Linked DNA regions of Mus musculus: region 2 is linked to region 1. Evidence: chromatin loops called from intact Hi-C (ENCODE). Cell type or tissue: heart. All regions are shown on one strand. Each heading gives the region's core, and the rest is flanking DNA. Links, peaks and the distances in the headings are about the cores only.

Region 1 (10,116 bases), core at 1,470-9,469:
CCACTGCCCAGCACAGCACACAGGTCTCTTTCCCTCAGCCTGGATGGGTTTTAGCTTGGGTTTTAGCAAGCTTCACCACACCTATCAGAGGAGGATTAGCCCTCCCCGGGAAGTGGCTATCTGCTGTACTCAGGAAGCCAGCAGGGTGTTCCTGAGAAAGGAAGGTCTCTAGTGTATTTTCTAGAATACAAGCTGATATTTTTGTGAGCTTGTTCTAGAAACTTCATTACAGGCTCCAAGAACATTATTTCCTATGATTGTAAATAACTGAACAACCTCTCTCATCTTGATCTTTTTCTTTTCTTTTCTTTTCTTTTCTTTTCTTTTCTTTTCTAAATTCCCATGGGTGTTTGAGTAGGATCTCATGTAGCTCAGGCTGGACCACAACTCAGTATAGAGCTAAAGCTAGTCTATTCTCCCTATCCTTCTGAATTTGCCTACGTCATGCTGGGATTGTAGGTACATACCTCCACTCCTGACCCTACCAGGATAAATTAGTTGTATAAAATGATGTAGTTGCTGTGCAGTGGTGTGCAGCACTCGGGAGGCAGAGGCAGAGGCAGAGGCAGGGGGATCGCTTGAGTTTGAGGATAGCCTGGTAAATAGAATAAATGCTAGGATAACCAGGGCTACACAGAGAAACCCTCTTTTAATCCCCCAGCCTCCAAAGGCATTTAGGGTTACAAGATGGCTCAGTGGGTATGGATGGGCACTTGCTGGCAAGCCTTACACATGACAGGCTGTCGATCCCTAGGGCCTACATACACAATAAATAAAGTGTAGCCCAGGCTGACCTTGAAGTTTCTACGTAGCCCAGGCAGGCCTGGAACCACTGATCCCCTGTTTTCACCTCCCAGCTGGTGAGTTGCAGGGGTGTCCCCCCATCCCAGCTGCATTTTGATTTCTCCCTAGGCTCCTGTCAATGTCTGTGGGTTCAGTGTCTGGTACTGCTCTCGGGGGTATGGGGGAGGGGGCAGGGAGGTGCTTTGTTAGACTTATTCAGATGCTATTTTTTAGTATGGTCACTTTGTGACACAAATGTGTCTAGACACATACATAGTAATGGTTCAAACTCACTCATGGCCCTGTGTGTGTGTGTGTGTGTGTGTGTGTGTGTGTGTGTGTGTGTGTAGTGTCAATGGTGAGGCCAGAGCAGGGCATCAGGTATCTTCTCTCGCTTTCCCTGAGTTATTATTATTTATTATAGTCTCTCATTGAACTCTCACCACTGCACAGCAAGTACATCATTGAACTCTCACTGTTTCAGCCAGACTGGCTGCTCAGCAAGTCTCCAAGTTCAAACCACCTCCCATCCCAGCCTTGAGCTCTAGCACTGGATTCCAGGACAGGTTGCCATGATCTGCTTTTACATAGGTGCTGGGGATTTGAACTCAGGTCCTCTTACCCACTGAGTCACTTTCTCAGTCCCCTCTCCCTGCTCTGTTTTAAGTTAAGGCCTTGGGCTAGAGAAAAGGCTCAGCAGTTAAGAGCACTGACTGCTCTTCCAGAGGTCCTGAGTTCAATTCCCAGCACCCACATGGTGGCTCACCACCATCTGTAATGGAATCTGGTGCCCTCTTCTGGTGTGTCTGAAGACGGCTACAGTGGACTCATACACATAAGATAAATCTTAAAACAAAAAAACAAAAAAGTCTCGATCTTGCTGTGTGGCACTGGCTGGCCTGGCTGGTCTTGAATTCAGGCTTGTCTACAGCATCCTGCTTTCCATATCCCTTTAAAATGTTATTAGGCCCACTTAGAAGGCCAGGTCACCAAGAAGCTTCGTCCCCGGCCTGCCACACAGAATAGTCTTCCTGGGGCCTTAGCGGCTGCTGGCTGTTCTTTCAGAGTACTCCAGGGGAGGGGAGACTCTGGGCTGCAGGAATGGAATTGTATTGCAGTCCTGGCAGAGGCCCACCCTCCGTGGATGGATTTCTCCAGGCTTGCTCTGTGAAAGCATTTGGGATTTCGATCAAGCACTTTGTTTTAATTAAACTGATGAACTACTGTGCAAAATTCAGGTGCAGTGGCAGCACCCTGTTGGGCATCCATCTCTCAGGAAGCCTGGTCTTTTGTCTTGGTCACATGAGGTTCTGGTCGGGCTTAGACGTGCAATAGGTACAGATTGGTTGTTTTTTTTTTTTTTTTTTTTTTTTTTTTCCTAATTGAAATCAAGGCCAAAGGACGTGTGTACACAATGTACAATCTGTCACGTCAGGCTGCGACTTGGGCTTTCCCTACTTCACAGCGGTGCCGTCTTTGGAATTGGCATTTTCCTGGCTAGAACTTTGTGGTCAGATACTCCATTTCGATGCTGGGTAACCAGTCGATGGCCAGCTAGCTCCCAGTTAGTCTTGAGACCAGGCTCCTGTGTATCGTCAGGACACAGCTCTCTGTAAGCTGAGGAGGCTCAGAGTTAGTTTGTTTATACTGTGTGACCAAAGCATATCTAATATGCCTAGTGAATGTTTTCTAGGTCTGTGTTTCCCAAGTAGTATTTTCAATATCTGTGGTATTTTTAAAAAAATATTTCATCTCATATTGTATTGATAGGGATTCTTGCAGGGTTGTATATATTTCCTTTATGTTGCAAGAAGACTATTATGGCTTACCCAACAATATCTAAACATTCTTTGCTACTCTTACTTCTTCTTCTTGTTTTCGATACAGGGTTTCTCTGTATAACCCTGGCTGTCCTAGACTTGTTTTATAGACCAGGCTAGCCTCAAACTCACGGAGATCCACCTGCCTCTGCTTCTGCCTCCCGAGTGACAGGATTAAAGGTACACCACCACAACTGGCTTACCCTTCCTTTTTGAGACTGAGTCCCTTTAGCCCAGGCTGGCCTTGAACTCCCTATGTAGCCCAGGCTGCCCCTGAACTTCTGACAGGTGCCAACAGACCTAGTATAGGTGGTGCTAGAGCTTAGTGCTTGCTAAGTAAGTACCCTGCCAACTGAGATGCATCCCTAGCCCTGCTTTGTTGTTGTTGTTGTTTTAAATTTTTGAAACAGGGTCTTATTCTATAACCTAGGCTGTACTTGAACGTTAGCAATCCCCCTGACTCAGTCTCCCAAGTTCTTGGGCTGGTTTTGAACCTAAGACGCTCCTGCTCACAATCCTGAGGTTAGAGGGTGGAAACTGAGCCAGGGTCTTCTGCCAAGACCAGCAAGTGCTTTTAACTGCCGAGCCATCTCTCCAGCTCTTACATTCAACATTTTAATGAATACATAAAAGGTATCAGGTTCTGTCATGGTTCTTCTCCTGGGTAATTGATGAGCCTCTTAGTGTTGATTTTTTAAAAATCAAGCACTCTATTTAGTTAATAAAGCAACCCGGGACAGGATTGAAAGCAGCTGTGTTTGCCGTGGGCATGGCTGTTACGTGGCCACACATGCAGAAGCAAAGGTTTAGAGACCAAAGGATGACTCCTCTCTGCCTGGCTACCAGGGGCAGCCACGGCTTTGGTTCCTAGGAGTTGCTGGATATATGTCGTAGGTCTCAGAGACCATTCTGTGAGGCCGATAATTAAGGAAGCTAAGGTCTCATAAAAATGAATATGGTCTCCCATTTGAGCAAAGGACATGCGACATCACACCTTCACATTTCATTCACTTCTTCATAGGCGAATTAAAAGCTCCATATGTATTTATGGTGTACTACGTGGTATGTATGTGTGTATATATGTGTGTGTATATACAATGATTAATTTTTACTTTATATTAATTTTTAGGACACGATCTTGCTGTATAGTTTAGGCTCCTATGCAACTCTCAATCTCCTGTCTCTACTTTCAGACTGCTGGGATTCCAGGTGTGTGTCTTGCCCCTAGGATATTAACTGAATGGCTGACTGATTGATTGGTGTGTGTGTGTGTGTGTGTGTGTGTAAAGGTCAGAGGACAATCTGAAGTGTTGATCCTAGAATCTCTTGCTTGTGTATAAATCATCCAGTGTTGAGTAAAGAAGGAGATAATAGCGATGAATGGCCAGTAAAAAAATAAACAAATCGGTATTCATGCTTGTCATCCCAGCATTCAGGGTATCAGGTGTTCGAGGCCAGCCTGGGTGTCATAGCCAGACCTTGTCCCAAACAGTAAAGTAGGGGTAGGGAGATCCTTCAGCTGAAGTGCTTGCTGTTTGGGTAGAGCGATTGTGTGTATGCTTGTGGGTGTGTGCATGCAACATCAGATGCCCATGGAAGCCAGAAGAGGGCATTGGATTCCTTGGAATTGGAGTTAGGAGTGGTTGTCAGCCACTCAAGGAGGATGCTGGGAACCAGACAAGGGACCTGCAAGAGCTGTGTGTACTCTTAACTGCTGAGCCATCTCTCGAGCCCAAGTAGATATTAAGTTTGAACGGGCCACTTCTGAGGCAAGTGGGAAGAAAATGCAAATAATCTATTGACTTTACACAGGTGACCGCGGGGCTGGCTGCCTGTGCCTTTAAGGGGAACCCAAAGGAGGTTTTTATCTCTGGGTAAAAGACTTAACTGTTTGCTGAAAACCTCAACAATCAAGATAAACAGTGTGGAGGCTTCCTAGGTTGTATCAGAGGCTAGCTCTTCCTCCCGCTCTGTGAACACACCTACTTCCGTTCGGCTGCAGTAACTGATTTCCTGTGTAGTCAGAGCCTCTTTCCTGGGCCTGGGTAGGGCCGTAGTTAACCATTGCTGTACTTCCGCTGCTCAGAGCAGCATAGCTTTCTGTCTAGATGCCAGGGCCTGCAGGTTTCCACTTGCTAACGTCTTCTCTCTGGAATGCATTTTCCACACCTGATGATTCACCAGCGCCATCCCTTACTTGCTGTCGTTCACAGCATCCACAGAGGAGTTTGGGTTGGGTCCTGGGAGACCGGAAGTTAGCAGAGGCAGAGTGGGACTCTGGGCAAGGGACACGGGTTGCCAGTGAAGATTAGCGCCTGCAACCCGGAAGGCGGCTCGGCTCCTTGGTTCAGTTGGGTCAGGCAGATGGAAGCAAGCATTGCCAGCCTCTCTTTTAGTCTGCTATATAACTGCTAGACTGGAGAGCTGAGCGCTTGCTTCAATTACTCTTTTTCCTTGTCCTACGAATGCAAAAGAGGATGAGGGAAAAATGACAGAAGTGTGTCACTAAAATAACTTATTAGACTTTGGGATTCTTAGTCATTGCTAATGGTTGGGACTTTGAATATTCATTAGTGCACCCTGCTGTTTGGAGAGTGCACGAGGCTCTCTCCGTGTGTGTGTGTGTGTGTGTGTGTGTGTGTGTCTATGGATTTGAGCTCTGCCTTTCCACTTAATTAGTTAGGAACTCATTGAATGGGGAACAGAGTGATACGAAGGAACAGGAGAATGGGCTCTTTGTCCCTGGATCCTTTTGTGACTTCCTTGGGTAGAAACGAATTCTGCTCACCCTGAGCCAAGTTGGAGCTTCCTTCTGTGCTGTTTCTGCCCTTGCTCATTTCAGCCCTAGATGTGTTTCTGGCTTCTCCTGGGTCAAAATCCTCTCGCTGACCTCTCACCGTCACTTAGGACTCTCCTTCCTCAGGGATTTCTCTGACATGGCAGGGAACATTGGCGTCTGAGTGAGGCAAAGGAAAATATGAACTCTTGTGTAGGTTCTCATCGGATCGACTCCTGCATCGTGAAGCAAATGGACAGGGAGGGCTGTTGTAGTTTGTCAAAAGACCCTCTCTCACAAAGACCACAGAGACCACCATCATTGCAAAATGCATGAGGATTTTATTACTTATCCAACATGTTGGGGAACCCCCTGTCAGCACGCAGGCCGGAGGAGAGACCCAGAACAAAGAGAGAACACACTTTTATACCTTTGTAAGGGCCAGATATAGGCACCAGGGTAGTCTGGCTTATTTTAATTGGTGTAACCAATAACCTTTTTGGACATTGGTTGGTTTGTATAGGGTGACTCTCATTTTGTCTGTCCTTGTGGTTTTTAGCTTGAGGTGGGGGGGCAGGATAATTGTTAATCTTGTTCTGGTGGCTGTAATCTTAGAAGTTTTGACCGTTAAAACTATGTTTCTGTATTTGTTTAGTGAGTCCTTTTTTTTTTTTTTTTTTTTTTTTTAAATCTGGTTCTGTACTTGGCCTGTTAGTACAGTTTGGAAAGTACTTTTGAGCGGGAAGGTACTGGGTAGTCTTGAATTTATTTTGGATATTACAGGGTTAAGGAAGAGCTGAGGGGCGTTCCAGTCACAAATGGGATAGCTTGATAGAAGTAGTAACAGTGTGTCCTTTTAAGTTGGAGAATCTTTGTGGCGGATTCCTTATGTATAGTTATATTAGCTTATATAATTATAGTTATATTTTGTTATTATAGTTATTTTGAATGTGTGTATATATTTGGTGTGTGTGCGTGTGTGTACCAGTGTGCGTGTCTCCTGGAGTATCATCCACTTCCTTTAAGATAGGCTCTCTCATTGACCTGGAGCTCAACAATTAGCCTAGACTGGCCAGCAAGCCCAGATACCCACTTATCGCCGAGTCCTCAGCACTGTAATTAGAGACAAGCACAGCTTCTGGCATTTTCTCTCGTCTTCCAGGGACTCAGCCCTCAACGCTTGCAAGACCAGTGCTTCATTGGCCGAGCCATCTTCCCGGAACATATTTTTTTCCCCCATTTACTTTAATATTTAAAACATACTGCGTTCAAGTAATATTGATCTGCATATTTGATCCCCTTAAATTTCGCACCTGAGGCAAATACCTCCCCCCACTCACCCTAATCCTGGCTCTGTTGCAAAAATTCACTCCCAGGCTCTCTGCGCAGCTGTCTTCCTCATAGATCCACAGCAATCATGGCTCTCACTGGCTCCTGATTGCAGAAGTAAAACCTAGCTCCCTTGGATCAGTATTCACCACACCCCTCTTATTCCCCTCACAGGGGTACCTATCCTGCCTGGCCCTGTGCCTTTTTTCTCTAACCACCTTCTAGCCTTTACTTGGGAGCTCCAATGCTCTTGCTTATGTCTGAATTGTACCCCTGTTCCCAAAATAGTCCTGCCTAGCTGCAGAATTCTACTTGCCTGCTTCTAGCCAGACCCCCCCTAGGCTGGCTTATTCGCCCTGCTTTCCTATCGGAAGCTCTGTGTTTCTGTCCTGTTCTTACCCTGGCTGTTGCATTCACCACTGGACGATGGTTTATCTGTTTACCTGTGCCCTCAGATCCGCTGCCAGTTCCTTGAGGAGACTGGCCAGGGCTTTTCATGTCAAACGGGTAAATGAATACAGTTGGGTCTGTGAGCTAAAAAGCAGCTTGTAGTTAGAAATGTCCTGCGATAAGCCATAGCTTGGCAGAGGGGAATCCCTGTGTAAATACATATATATAAATAATACATATATTTATTATTTTATGTGTGTGGGTGTTTTGCCTGCATGAATGTATGCCTATTGCATTTATACAGCGTCCACAGAGAACTGAACCCAGGACCTCCTGAAGAGCAGCCATCTCTAGCCTCTCTATCTTACTTTTTGAGACAGGGTTTCTCAGTAAACCTGAAGCTCAATGATTTTGCCAGACCGCCTGGCTGGCCAGTGACCTCTAGGGAACCTGTCAGTTCCAGCCTCCTCAGCCCGCACCTGTGTGCCTTGTTGGGGGTCGAACTTGAGTGGCCAGCACTATACCGACTAAAGCATCTCTCCAGCTCCTAGAGGATGGCAGTGGTGAGGATGATGAAGGTGGTGGTGGTGATGATGATGGTGATGGACATGACAACTGTGTCAACATTCAAATACAAACAAAGCAAACATAAAATAATGTGATTACCTACATTATAATCATCATCCTATCATACCAACCAACTCACAGCCAGTTTGGTTTCATTACATAGCTGCCCACCCTGGTTTTGTTTTGTTTGTGCGTGTGTTTTTGTTTCTTTTCCCCTGTTTTTGTTTTGTTTTGTTTTGTTTTGTTTTGTTTTTTTGTTTTTCTCTGCCAAAAAAAAAAAAAAAGAGCACTTCTGTTGATTTCAAAATCCAGGTTTGAAATTCCAGGTGGAGTTCACAAGGAATTTGGATCTTGGGTGGGCAAGCCCCCTGAAGCAAGTCATTTGGGGGAAATACTTGTCGTTTGTTTGTCTGTCTGTTTATTTGTCTGTTTTCCCCAGAGGATTGGAACTAAGAAGCTGTCTCAGGACATGAAGTCAGCAGGTTGGGAAGGAGACTGCTTCTTAGGCAAGAAGAGGCTGGCCACTTTGAAGGCTTACTTTTGAAATTAGAATGTAGGGCTTGGACCTTAGCTACTTCAGCAGAGTCTGCCAGCCCCAAGCACCTTGCTTGTCGATTGTGACAAGGGTGATTTTGTCTGTTTGCTTTTTTTTTTTTTTTTTTTTTTTTAAATTTAAGGAACACCAACCCAAGACTTTATAAAGTGGGGGCGAGATGAGAACACTCTGGTTTTCCGTGCTCAGCCTTGCCGAGGTGACCTGGCAACGAACTGTTTCCCTTTATCCCGCTGGATTTAATCCTTCTTCTGAGTAACAGAGCAGGGCTTTGTTTCCCGTGAGAGTGGATTTCTGCTACCAGGAGAATTAGCTGCCGGTTTATTCTCGAAGGTGCCTTCTGATGCAAGGAGCCTTTGGAGCTGTGCATAAATAGGGGCCATTGTTCGGGCATTTGGTGCAGAAGGTTTGAGTTGCTAGCCCGGTTCCAGTCGGCCTCCAGGTCGCTCTGACTGGCTGGTTTGTTTTTCTTTTCTCGCCCCGCCCCCCTCTCCTCCGGAGGCCACAGGTGGTCCTTCCCTCTAGATGGCTTTGGTCCCTGCATCTCACAGCTCACCCTGTTCTGGATCCTTTTCTGCCTAGAGACGAGAAGAAAAAAAAATTCCTCTGTGTCCGAATGAATTCGATTGACAATGAAAGAACTCGAAGTGAGCTTAGCCAAGGCACCGCAGAAATTGATTTGGGAAGGGTACGGCAAGGAGATAATTATGTTTCTGATTATTTTATTTGAGGGGGAAGTAATTAGAGATTGAACCTAATACCTTGCCCATGAAAGGCCAGTGGCTACCATGGAACTGTATCTGGGACTACCATATTCCTCAGACTCCAAACCCCAGGTTTTGCTATTTGGCAGCACTGGGCCATCACACACGTGAAACCAGCATCCCAAGTCTTTATTTGCTTGTTTATCACTTATAGTCAGGGTCTCATGATGTAGCCCAGGCTGGCCTTGAACTTGTGTCCTTCTGCCTCAGCCCCACACCCCCAAGTTGCTGGAATTATAGGCATTTATTATCATGCCTAGTTAATTATTTTATTCCTTAAACTTTTGACTGTATGAATCCCTGTCTCGGGGGATTTTTTTTTTTCCCTATATGAGGGGTGTGTGTGTGTGTACCATTGTGTGAGGGTGGGTGGGCGTGTGCCATGGTCACCTGCTAAGGTCATCAGAGGACAAATTTTGGGTGTGAGTTCTCTCCTTATACGATGAGATTCCCAGCAATCAAACTCGGGTTGTCAGGCTTGGCAGCAAGCGCCCTTAACCATGTGCCATTTTTAATTTTTTAATTAGAGATAAGAGAGGCAGAGGAGCCATGTTGAGCAAGCTGGTTCATTCTTTGTGTTTGAGAAGAGTTTAGAACAAGGACAGTCATTTAGGTGATCCCCTCTCCCCCACCCCCACTCCCACCCCCACCATGAGTCTACTGTGCAGGTCTGATCTCCACCCTCATTAACCACACCTCTTCCGGGACTTTGTCAGGCCCCTATACCCGGCCTTTCTTCCTCCTTCCATGGGCCCCTGCTTCCTGGGTGTCCGGTCCATACTTAGAGCTATAACTTACTGGTAAAACCTCTTTTATTGCCATCCAAAGTCAAAAAGGTACCACTATCTAGTGTTGTTATCTTTTTATTTTTTGGTTTTTCGAGACAGGGTTTCTTTGTCTAGTCCTGGCTGTCCTGGAACTCACTTTGTAGACCAGGCTGGCCTCAAACTCAGAAATCCGCCTGTCTCTGCCTCTCAAGTGCTGGGATTAAAGGCGTGCGCCACCACCGCCCAGCTAAGTGTTGTCAGCTTGAAATTCCAATCCCAAATTACAGCTAATCTGCCTAAATTGTCCTGTCAACTCTGGTTGTATTTGGATGTCGCTTGCCCACAGAAGTTAGACACTACTGCTAAC
Region 2 (10,116 bases), core at 1,154-9,153, 62 kb after region 1:
CTAGTCTAAAATTTCAGAGTGGGTGGAAAACCAAAGAGACTTGTCACAGACAAGGGGAAAGTGACAGCTGACACTTGAGACTCTCTTCTGACATCCACATTGTGGCACATGCAACATGAATGCACACAGGAGTTTCACGCACTCGTGCACTCACATGCACATGAACATTGCCTAAAAATTTTAAAAATTGTTAAACTTCAATTAAAAATAAAAATGGAGGACCAAGGGGCTGGAAGATGGTGGCTCCGTGGCCAAGTGCTTGCCATTTAAGCTCATGAACCCGAGTTAGGCTCCTCAGAGGTCATGTAGGTGCTAGGTGGACATGGTGGCCCACTTGTAATTCCAGCCTCAGGAGGTGGACCGAGTTGGCTAGTGAGACTGACTAGTCTATGAGCTCTGGGTTTGATTAAAGACCCTGGCTAAGCTAGAAGAGTAACCGAGGGTACTCTTGATATGAATCTTGAGCCTCTACATGCAGGGACACACATACACCCATACATATCCCTTGCAACATATGCATCACACACACACACACACACACACATACACACACTCCTTTGCTATTGCCAGAGTGTATAGAAAGGAGTCTATTACCTTGACCTCATTAACCCTGGCCCCTCCCCCTTTCCTTCCTTGCAACCCCTCCCCCACCCCCCCACCCCCCCATTTCCTTTTGATAGGGTCTTAGGTAATGCAGCCTGGCTTTGAACTCTTCATGTATCTTGCCTTCTTATCTCAAGTTCTAGAATGGCTGGTACAGACCACCACAGTGGTTTATTTGAGGCTGGGGATTAAACCAAGCCTTTGTGCATGGTAAACACAGTACTAGCTGAGCCTCTTGCTTTGTCTGTTTAACATTTATTTATTTATTTATTTATTTATCTATCTATCTTTAAATCTGAGTTCCTTGTGGCCTGGGCTAGCCTTAGCTTGTTAGAGAGCCAAAGGTGGCTTTGAACTCCTAATCTTCCTGCTTCTGCCTTGTAAATGCTGAGATCCCAGGTGTGCCCCGCCCTGCCCCACTCTAGATCAGTATCAGCATGCAGAGGGTGAAGGGTCCTGGGAACCATCTGGAAACGTAGCCATGCCATGGCTTTCCCAGATTTTCTCTAGGGATGGGGGGGTCGATGCAGAGCCTCAATGTGCTGTCCAAACTAGCCCCAAAGTCTCAGCAATCCTCTTGCCTGAGCCTCCCAGCTGCTGGGATTATAGGCAAGAGCTGCCACACCTGACTGCTGAGTTCTTCCATCTTCTTTGTGGCATGCTTGGCCAGAGTGCAGGCACTCCTGAGACAGCTTGGCTGTGACTAACACTGACAGCATTGTTCTCATTGAATACCTCCGATGGCTCTTTTTACTGTAACTGGCTTCACGTGTCAGCTGGCTACAAACTGCAAGACTGGGCACCGCTCTCTGATCGTCCATGTTCTCACAGAATAGTGTGGGCTTTTATTTTAAAGATTTACTTGTAATTATTCCTGAGTTCTCTATGGGGGAGCATACTGTGTATGCGCATGTATGAGCACAGGTGTCCACAGAATGCACGCCTACAAGGAGGTGTTGGAGCCTTGCTGGGATTACAGGTGGCAAGCACTCCTTACCGCTAAGCCATCTCTTCAGTCTGTTGCACTTTTTTTAATTGAGCTGATTAAAAATCTAGATTTCCAACTTTTCTAGAGAAACAGGAAATCAAAGTGAGTTCTATCTTCTTTGTGGCATGCTGGGCCAGAGTGCAGACACTCCTGAGACTGCTTGGCTGCGACTAACACTGACAGCATTGTTCTCATTGAATACCTCTGATGGCTCTTTTGACTGTAACCAGCTTTTGCCCTCTCTGGATCTGAGTTCTTGGTCTTCCTCTCTTTACAAAAAAAAAATTATTAGGTTTTATTTATAACGTTTGTGAATTTGTATATTATGGTTGTTCGGAGGACAGAAGATGGACTGAAAGAGTTGGCTCTCCCACCATGTGGATCCTGGAGATGAAGCCCAGGTCATCAAGGTTTTGTGGCAAGTGCCTTTATCCCTGAGCCATCTGGTCAACCCCACCCACAGCACTCCTTTTTCTAGTCCAGGTTCTTCACCTCAGGGCACCATTGGTGACTCCTCTTCTCTCTTGCCGTGTTTGGTTTTGGGAGGGGGTTATTTCTTGAGGACTGTCTCTGCTAAAAGTGGTCAATGGAGACCACCACATAAAGGAGCTTGTTCCCTGCATCAGAGAAGGGAATTTCTCATCTGGGAAATGTTATTACCTCACAAGTATGAAGGTCTGTGCCCTGATACCCAGAACCCATGTAAAAAGCTATGTGCTTTTACCTGCAATCTCAGCAATGGCAAGATGGGTGACAGAGGCAGCTGGATCCCCGGAGCTCACTAGTCACCTAGCCTGGCCTGCTTACGGGTTCCCAGTCAATGAGAAACAAAAGTGGAGCCATGTGAAGATGTAGATGATATTGTCTTCCCCAAACACTGAGACACTCACATATCCATGGCATGTGTGCACATGTGAGTATACTCTACATGTGTACATGAACATACTCTACATGTGAGTGTAGAAGGGAAGAATCTTCCCCATGTGTTCAAATGGCCAAGGACATTATTTTAGCCATTGGCTAACTCTCTGGTAGGCAATAGAACCGTCTTAACCACTCACCGCTAAGGGCTACAACCAAGTACCTTCTGTGCCCTCCACTCCAAAGGAGCCTAAAAAATAATGTTGCCTGTGGAGCAAGATTTAGTCAGCCTGCAGTTGAGTTTCTAAGTCTTTGGACTGTATAGTAAGACCAAGAATAGTCTGCCCCAGTGGTTCTCAGCCTTCCAGTTGCTGTGACGTTTAATATTGTTCCTCATGTTGTAGTGATAGCACCCACCCAATCCCAACCATAACATTATTTTTGTTGCTACTTCATGACTGTAATTTTGCTACTGTTACGAATCACACTTTAATATCTGAAGTCACAATATCTGCTATGTGACCTCTTATAAAAATGTCTTCTGACCCCAAAGGAGATGTGACCCACAGGTTGAGGACCACTGGTCGACTCTCTCAGAGAAAATGCTGGAGGACTAGAACTGTTCAGCATGAGCTGAGGGGAGAAACAGAATAGACTGTTTGAGTAAGTCACAGTATTCTACCGTCTTGGGGTATCCTGCCTAGGACAGCAGTGGGTGAAGGAAACTCATCTGGGTCCTGGTTCTCAGGGGAGGTAGGGAGAGAGAGAGAGAGAGAGAGAGAGAGAGAGATCTACCATCCTTCCCACAAAGCGTTCAGTCCTTGGACTCCTGCATCCTCCCCGCTCAAGCGAGTAAGATCTTGAGGATTGGGTATGGTTGTTGACTTGGAGTCAGAGGAAAACAAGGGAACATGGGCAGAGTTTGGGAAGCCCAATGATTTGTGCCCTAAACTGCTTGGTGTGGACCAAACAGGTCCTGAATGATGGGGAGACCAGAGTTACCTCTAATGTCAGGAGCCATGGCAGGGTAACGCAAGCAGGAAAGCCCCAAGGTCAAATTCCACACATCTGAACCCACACTTTGTTCCCATTGTAAAGTCCCCAGCTTGCTTCACTGCACCAGTCCGAGTCTCCTGTCTGAAAATTCATTCTAAGAATCGCATCTGCACATCTAGCTGGGCATCCTACCTTGAACAGTTAAAAATCAGATCTGCTTTACTGCTAATTTTAGAAGGAACTGGGCTGACCTTCATTCCGCTGTTGCTAACTGGAGCCCCGTTACCTGGGTGACTGGATTCACAATATGTCAGTATGCAAATCCCATCTGCCCAGGAGGAGAAGGCAAGAAAGGCCTTGCTCCTCCTGGAGCTGCCAGGAGGATCTGGAAACAGTTCTGGAGTGGGCTGGCGGGCGGGCGGAGGGTCCTGGAACAGAAGGAAATAGGGAAAGGACAGGAGGTGGCTAGAGCCTTGTCTTCCCTGCCTTTATCACCTTCAGGACTTTGCTCTGGGGCAGAGTGAGGATGGTTGCGTCTAAGGGCTTACATTCTTTTTGCATTTCTTCAAAGGTGAAATAGTCACTTTACTGGGCCATAAAACATTTTTTGAGTCATTAGAATGGTCGAGTTAAGACGTTGTTGCGTTTGTAGGTGCATTCATGGGTGCATTCGTGAGTGCCTGTTTGTGCACATGTGTGGCACCATGGCACACAATGGCATCAGAATAACCCGAAGGGATCTGTTCCCTCTATCCAACATGTAGGTCCTGAGGATTGAACTCCGGCTGTCTGGCTTGGCTGCAAGCCCCTCTGTCCTGTCGCACCCGTTTCAGGAGCTCCACTTACTGAAGGCTTTGCTTCTGTGGCACTGCTGGGAATCACATTTCTCACTGGTGGGGGAGCCAAGCTCTACGGAATAGACAGGTCAATTCATGTGACATCTCCCTCTCGTCTGCTGTCAGGAGAAAGGGCTTTTTCTCCCAGGAGGGTTTGTATCCAGCTCTTGTTGGATACAGTGTTTCTGGCTGGTGGTTCAACTCAGTCACCTTCAGATACATTCAACCCTGAAGGCAGGGACACTCCCTTGTTCCCTTTCATGAAATTGCTGTCACATCAGCTGTCATCCCCAGGAATCCCTCCCTGCCACCCACACATTTTTCTGAGTCCAAATGGGATGGACTCATTAATTTTAATTTATACTTCAAACCTCAAGGACACCCAGGAGTGAGCATGCCTTATTTAATACTTGTGCTGGGTTTGTCAGGGAGGGGAACTTGGGTGCAGGGAGGAGACCTCCGACTTTTGGTTTCTAATGTTGGACACCCTCGGTGACTTTCCCTGCCTTCTCCACAGTCTCTTTCTCTTTCTCCTTAGCTCTTTTCTCTCTCAGCTCATTAAAAAAGTTTTTTTTCTCCTAGCACTGCTAAAAAACCATCAGCAACAGGCAGGTGTGGAGAAAGTCACTTCCCTTCCCATGATCCTTATGCCCAGACCTAGAAGTGGCCTTCCTTCTGGCTCATAAACATGGAGACAATGACCAAGGGATCCTGGAGTTTACTACTTAACTAGCTTGGTGACCACAGACAAGTTACCTAACCCTTCCAAGAACCAGTTTCTTCATGAGTCAAACAGTGATATAGATACTACTGTAGCAGAGCTGCTGGGAGGACTCAGCGCGTGGGGTCTAAATCCTGGAACTCCTTGCTGGGCCGAGAGCAGCCTGCACAGGATGGAGCAGGTTTTATAAAGCTTCCTTCCCTGCCTTGGCAGGAAGTTCCACTGTTAAGAAAGTGCATTTCCAGGATTGGCTTGGCTTACAGGCTATCTCTCCCCTTCCTTTTCCTTTTTTTGGGGGGTCTGGGGGTGTGTGTGGCTCACGTAGCCCCTCCCTGGCCTCAAACTTGCTGTGTGATGGAGGAGAACTCTAATCCTCCTGCTGGAGTTACAGGAATGGACCACCTCTTGCAGTTTATGGGGCTGGGAATGGCAACCAGGGCTTCCTGTGTGACTGGCAGTCTACCAACTGCCACACACACCCAAGCCTGTCCTGCCTCAAGGTCAGTTCTCAATGCCCTTCCCCCAAGGCCATGCTAGGGGTGGTGGGGATGAGATGGGCAGGGGCATGCCGTTTCCCAACCCTGCATACTCAAGGTCTGCACAGCTTTGCGCCTGCAATTTCATCAGTCACATTAGTCGGTACAATTCGTTTTCAAATCTGTGTAACATAAAAATGCCCCAAGACTGCAAAGTTTCAGGGGGTATTTGTTCAGTGAGCCATATTTGCCCAAGTATAAGGCAGTGATGTGAAGACCGGAGGCTAGAAATTTAGCCACTTGCTGGGCATTCTTGTTTGCGTGAGTGCCTTTGTGTGTGCATGTGTGTGTATGAGAGCGCATGCAAGTGTATGTGTACAGATGTGACAGCCAACAGTCAACATCGAGTGTGTTGCTCTACTGCCCCTCACTCACCCTTGTATTTTGAGACAGGGCTTTTCATCAAATGCAGAACTCACCAACTGGCTAGGAGCTCCTAGAATCCTCTTCTCTGCCTCCTGGCTTTGAGACTGCCGGCACGCTGTCCTGGTTTGCTTTTTAGGGCGTGCCGGGGGTCCAAGCTCAGGTCTTTGGCTTACACAGCAAGCATTTTGCTGACTGAACCCTTGCCTTAGCTGACATTCTTGCTTTTACAGATAATTTAAAGCTATCTACATTGCTGGGCAGTGGTCTTAGGTGACCCTTGTGAAAAGGTCATTTGACCTCTGAAGTGGAGGGGGTTTGTCTCAATCCCTAGGTGAGACCCTCTGATCATAGCAGCGTGATTCCTAACAGAAGATGTAAGTCACACCAAATGCCCATCAGCAGGGGATGGGCAAACAAAACGTGGTGCGCCCATATTGTGGAATAATAACTAACCAGTAATGAAAGGGGAAGTACTGACTCTTTGGCTACAATATGATTGAAGCTTAAAAGATGGCAACCAGACGTGAAAGGATAAGTACTGTATAGTTCATTTATAAGAAATATTCCAAATAAGCACTTTCATAGAAATGGAAAGTGGTTACTGTGCCTGGGATGGAGGGCAATGGGAAGCAACTGTTCAAGAGTCTGGGGTCTCACTGGGGTGAGGAAAACAGAGAATTAGGTATGTGTGCCAGGGGCACACCTCAGAAGTGAACTCAAGAGCAGGGAATTGTGTTCCTTAACAAGTATGAGCAGCTGGGCTGGAGAGAAGGCTTAGAGGTTAAGAACACTAACTGCCCTTCCAAAGGCCCTGAGTTCAATTCCCAGCAACCACAGGGTGGCTCACAACCATCTGTAATGGAATCTGGTGCCCTCTTCCAGTGTGTCTGAAGAAGACTACCGTGTACCGTATAAAATAAATAATTCTTTAAAAGCCATTTGTTTATTCCTTTAAAAGAAAGTGCGGGTAGCATCTATAACAACAAGTAGTCCAGGGATTGGAGTCTGTTCCCAGGTGACTTTCTGAAGAACATAGGCTTCCTAAAGTAGAAGAGTGATGGCCCATAAGGAAAGCCAAGGATCGGGAATGTTCTTGGGGGCACAACAGTAGAGGCTCTGAATCTGTCCCCAACACTACCAAAAAGAGAGGGAAGCAGGTGGAAGAGGCAGGGAAGGGAGGCAGGGCCGGGGAGAGGAAGAGCATAGCAGAGAGAAAGGTGGAGGAGGAGAGTAGGGGGGAGGGGAAAGGGAAGATTCTAAGGAAGAGATAAAGGAGATTTGCATGAGAAAGTGTGGCTCTGCCACCCCAGCTCTTTGAGTCTGTTAAATGCATGCAATTCATAAATAAATTCTGGTGGCCCCTCTACCTTCTGTGCTGTGGTTCTATAGTTTACCACAACGCTGGCTGGGCCATTGAGAGCATACCGACCCACCTACTGTGCTGGGCCATTGAGAGCATACCGACCCACCGACTGAGCTTCCGAATCTGAAATAGCAGTGCCTTTTCCGGTCAGGCCCACCTCCAGCACACTGGGCTCCCATGGTGATAATTCCCAGCTGCCTCCTTGAGTTGACCTTCCAGAGACTGACTTCTCTGCAATTGCCCTTGGGCCTTTTCAACCTCACCCACCCCACGGAGTTTACCAGTGTAGGACTCCAGAGCATTGCAGGGGACCTGAGTGCAAGTCTGCTGGCTTACATCAACGCTTGGGTGGATACCTCACCATCCCTGCTTCCTAGGAGAGGGTTTGGCTCCCAGGCACTGCCTCTTCTTCTTCTTCTTCTTCTTCTTCTTCTTCTTCTTCTTCTTCTTCTTCTTCTTCTTCTTCTTCTTCTGCTTCTTCTGCTTCTCCTCCTCCTCCTCCTCCTCCTCCTCCTCCTCCTCCTCCTCCTTCTTCTTCTTCTTCTTCTTCTTCTACTTTTTTTTTTTCTTTCTGTTTCTCGAGACAGGGTTTCTCTGTATAGCCCTGGCTGTCCTGCAACTCACTTTGTAGACCAGGCTGGCCTCAAACTCAGAAATCCGCCTGCCTCTGCCTCCCGAGATTAAAGGTGTGCGCCACCACACTTGGCTTCGTATGGTTCTAATAACAATAAGAGGCTATGTAACAAAACTAAGACTCCAGAGCTGATCTAAAGAATTCCATGGCTTCTTCTTGATGGTCATGATTCACAAAAGTGAGACCCGATAAGGGAGTGGAGAAACTGGGCCCTTCTACACTGCCAAGGGTAAAGAATTAAATGAGGGCCCAATGGAAGCAGTTTAGGGTGGGGTCCTCAAAACTTGGGTGTTCTTGGGTGAACAGACAGTGCTCGAAAGGAAACATAAACATATATATGGTCAATAAGTACATGGGGGGAATGTCAGCTTCCTCAGCTGTCTGGGGGATGCAGATCGAAACTACAGGGAGGGAGCTAGAGAGATGGCTTAGCAAATCCAGCATCCTCTTCTATCTCTGAAGGCAGCGCATGAATGTGTGTGTGCACGCACACACGCACACAATTATTCTGTTTTCAAGGAAGAAAAACTACATTGGGATTTTGAGATGCATCACACAGAAGGACTGTTCTTAAGGAAGTAACAAATGCTGGGAGGGAGTAGGGCAAAGGCGCTCTTGTTCACTGCTGGTGAGAATGGAAGTAAGTCCAGCTACTGTGGAAAGCAGTATGGAGGCTCCTGAGAGAACTGAAGAAAGGGCTTTGATGTGATCGGGAGGGACCACTCCTGAGAGCACACCAGATGGGTTCTAAGTCGGCTTGCCATAGAGGTCCGCGCACCAAGGTGCCTGTTGCTGTGCTCCTCTGAATCAGCCCAATTCTAGGAACCAGTCTGGCGGGTCCATCAACAGACGAATGAATAAAAGATGTGCAAACACAATGGAATTTTATTCAGCTCTGAACAATAATGAAGTGAGGACATTTGCTGGGGAACGGCAGAATTGAGGATCATCGTGTTACATGAAATAAGCCCGGCCCAGAAAGGCAAATAGCACACGATTCTCTCCTAAGCAGCAGCTAGATTTAAGAGAACGTGATGATGGAAGAGAGATACTTAACAGCGGGAAGGAGACAGATGATGGATATGGAAGAGTGAATGCTACCAGAGTACATTGCACACGTGTGAATGCCTCATAACGAAACCTTTGTACAATTCATACATAGGAATAATTTTTTAAAAGATAAGTGTAAATGGCCTGTGGGATAACTCTGCTAGTTAAAGGCACCTTCTACCCAGCCCTCCTGAGGTGATGGAGAGACCCAACTCCCATAAGTTGCCCTCTAAGCAGAGGCTCATGCATGTGTACTCTCACTGAATACATAGAATATCTTAAGAACTTAAACTTGGAGCAGGAGAGATGGCTCAGAGGTAAAGAGCACTGACTGTTCTTCCAAAGATCCTGAGTTCAATTCCCAGCAACCACATGATGGCTCACAACCATCTGTAATGGGATCTGATGCCCACTTCTGGTGATGATGATGAAAGTCTTTGGGCTCACAGTTTCACGTGGCACAGTCCATCTTGATAGGAAGGCGTGGCAGCAGGAGCGGGAGGCAGCTGATCTCCCTGCAGCATCACCGGCCCAGCATCACTGGCTGGAAGCACAGAGTTCCTCCCATCATTTCTCCTTTTCATGGCATCTCTAACTCCCCAGCCCATGGAATGGTGCCACCCACATTTAGGATGTGGTTTCTCACCTAGTTAACACAGTCTAGTCTTTCCCTCATGGGCATGCACTGACGTCTGTCTCCTAGACCACTCTTGATCCTGTCAGGCTGATAATCAGTATTAACAACCACAGGTCTATGAAGACTCCCGTGCCTGGGGAACCAGGTCCCTCCTCCAAAACAGGGCGAAGAAAGCCACTGAAACCTTCCAGGCTCAGCTCTTTAGATTGAACTTGTCATCCCCTCTCCCCTAGTCACCTGAAGTGACTTGAACCACAGTCCACGTGCTCCACCAAGCGATTCTGTGGCCTACAGATACTCTCAAGATGGCGGCTTGAATCTCTCTTTCACATTAAGAACCACCACTGATCGACCACACTCACCCAGTGTTTCTCTTTGCATTCCATTTCCCTTCCTGCTCTCCCAAGGTTTCCTAGACATGGAACTGCAAGCCTACATCTGCCCCTAGCTGTTCTTCAGCTCCTATTGACTTCCCTGGTCACCCAGAGAGAGGGTTTCCTAAGTCCTCGGCAGGGGCCAGTTGTT

The links. Peaks named below come from ENCODE experiments on the same cell type or tissue, not always from the same donor. Only the 100,000 strongest peaks of a DNase experiment are listed, where the experiment ranks them.
Region 2: a loop joins it to region 1, with 3 times the contacts of the local background. A loop is called at or near these places in 2 of 42 quality-filtered maps.

The regions. Positions count from the first base shown.
Region 1 is chr11:107,411,930-107,422,045 of GRCm38, reverse strand. The region is part of intron 1 of Pitpnc1 (phosphatidylinositol transfer protein, cytoplasmic 1); the gene reads left to right. It overlaps Gm11713 (a long non-coding RNA gene), which reads right to left. Exons shown (of 2, transcript XR_389089.4): 2 at 8,310-8,796. Among named protein-coding and RNA genes, the nearest start is that of Gm11713, 6.6 kb to the right of the region's middle. In heart, for the core only: no CTCF peak of the experiment used is centred there; a DNase peak (open chromatin) is centred at 4,625; H3K4me3 peaks cover 795 bases; H3K27ac peaks cover 3,012 bases.
Region 2 is chr11:107,350,079-107,360,194 of GRCm38, reverse strand. All of the region lies in intron 1 of Pitpnc1 (phosphatidylinositol transfer protein, cytoplasmic 1), which reads left to right. Among named protein-coding and RNA genes, the nearest start is that of Gm11716, 19 kb to the right of the region's middle. In heart, for the core only: no CTCF peak of the experiment used is centred there; DNase peaks (open chromatin) are centred at 5,184 and 5,324; H3K27ac peaks cover 2,634 bases.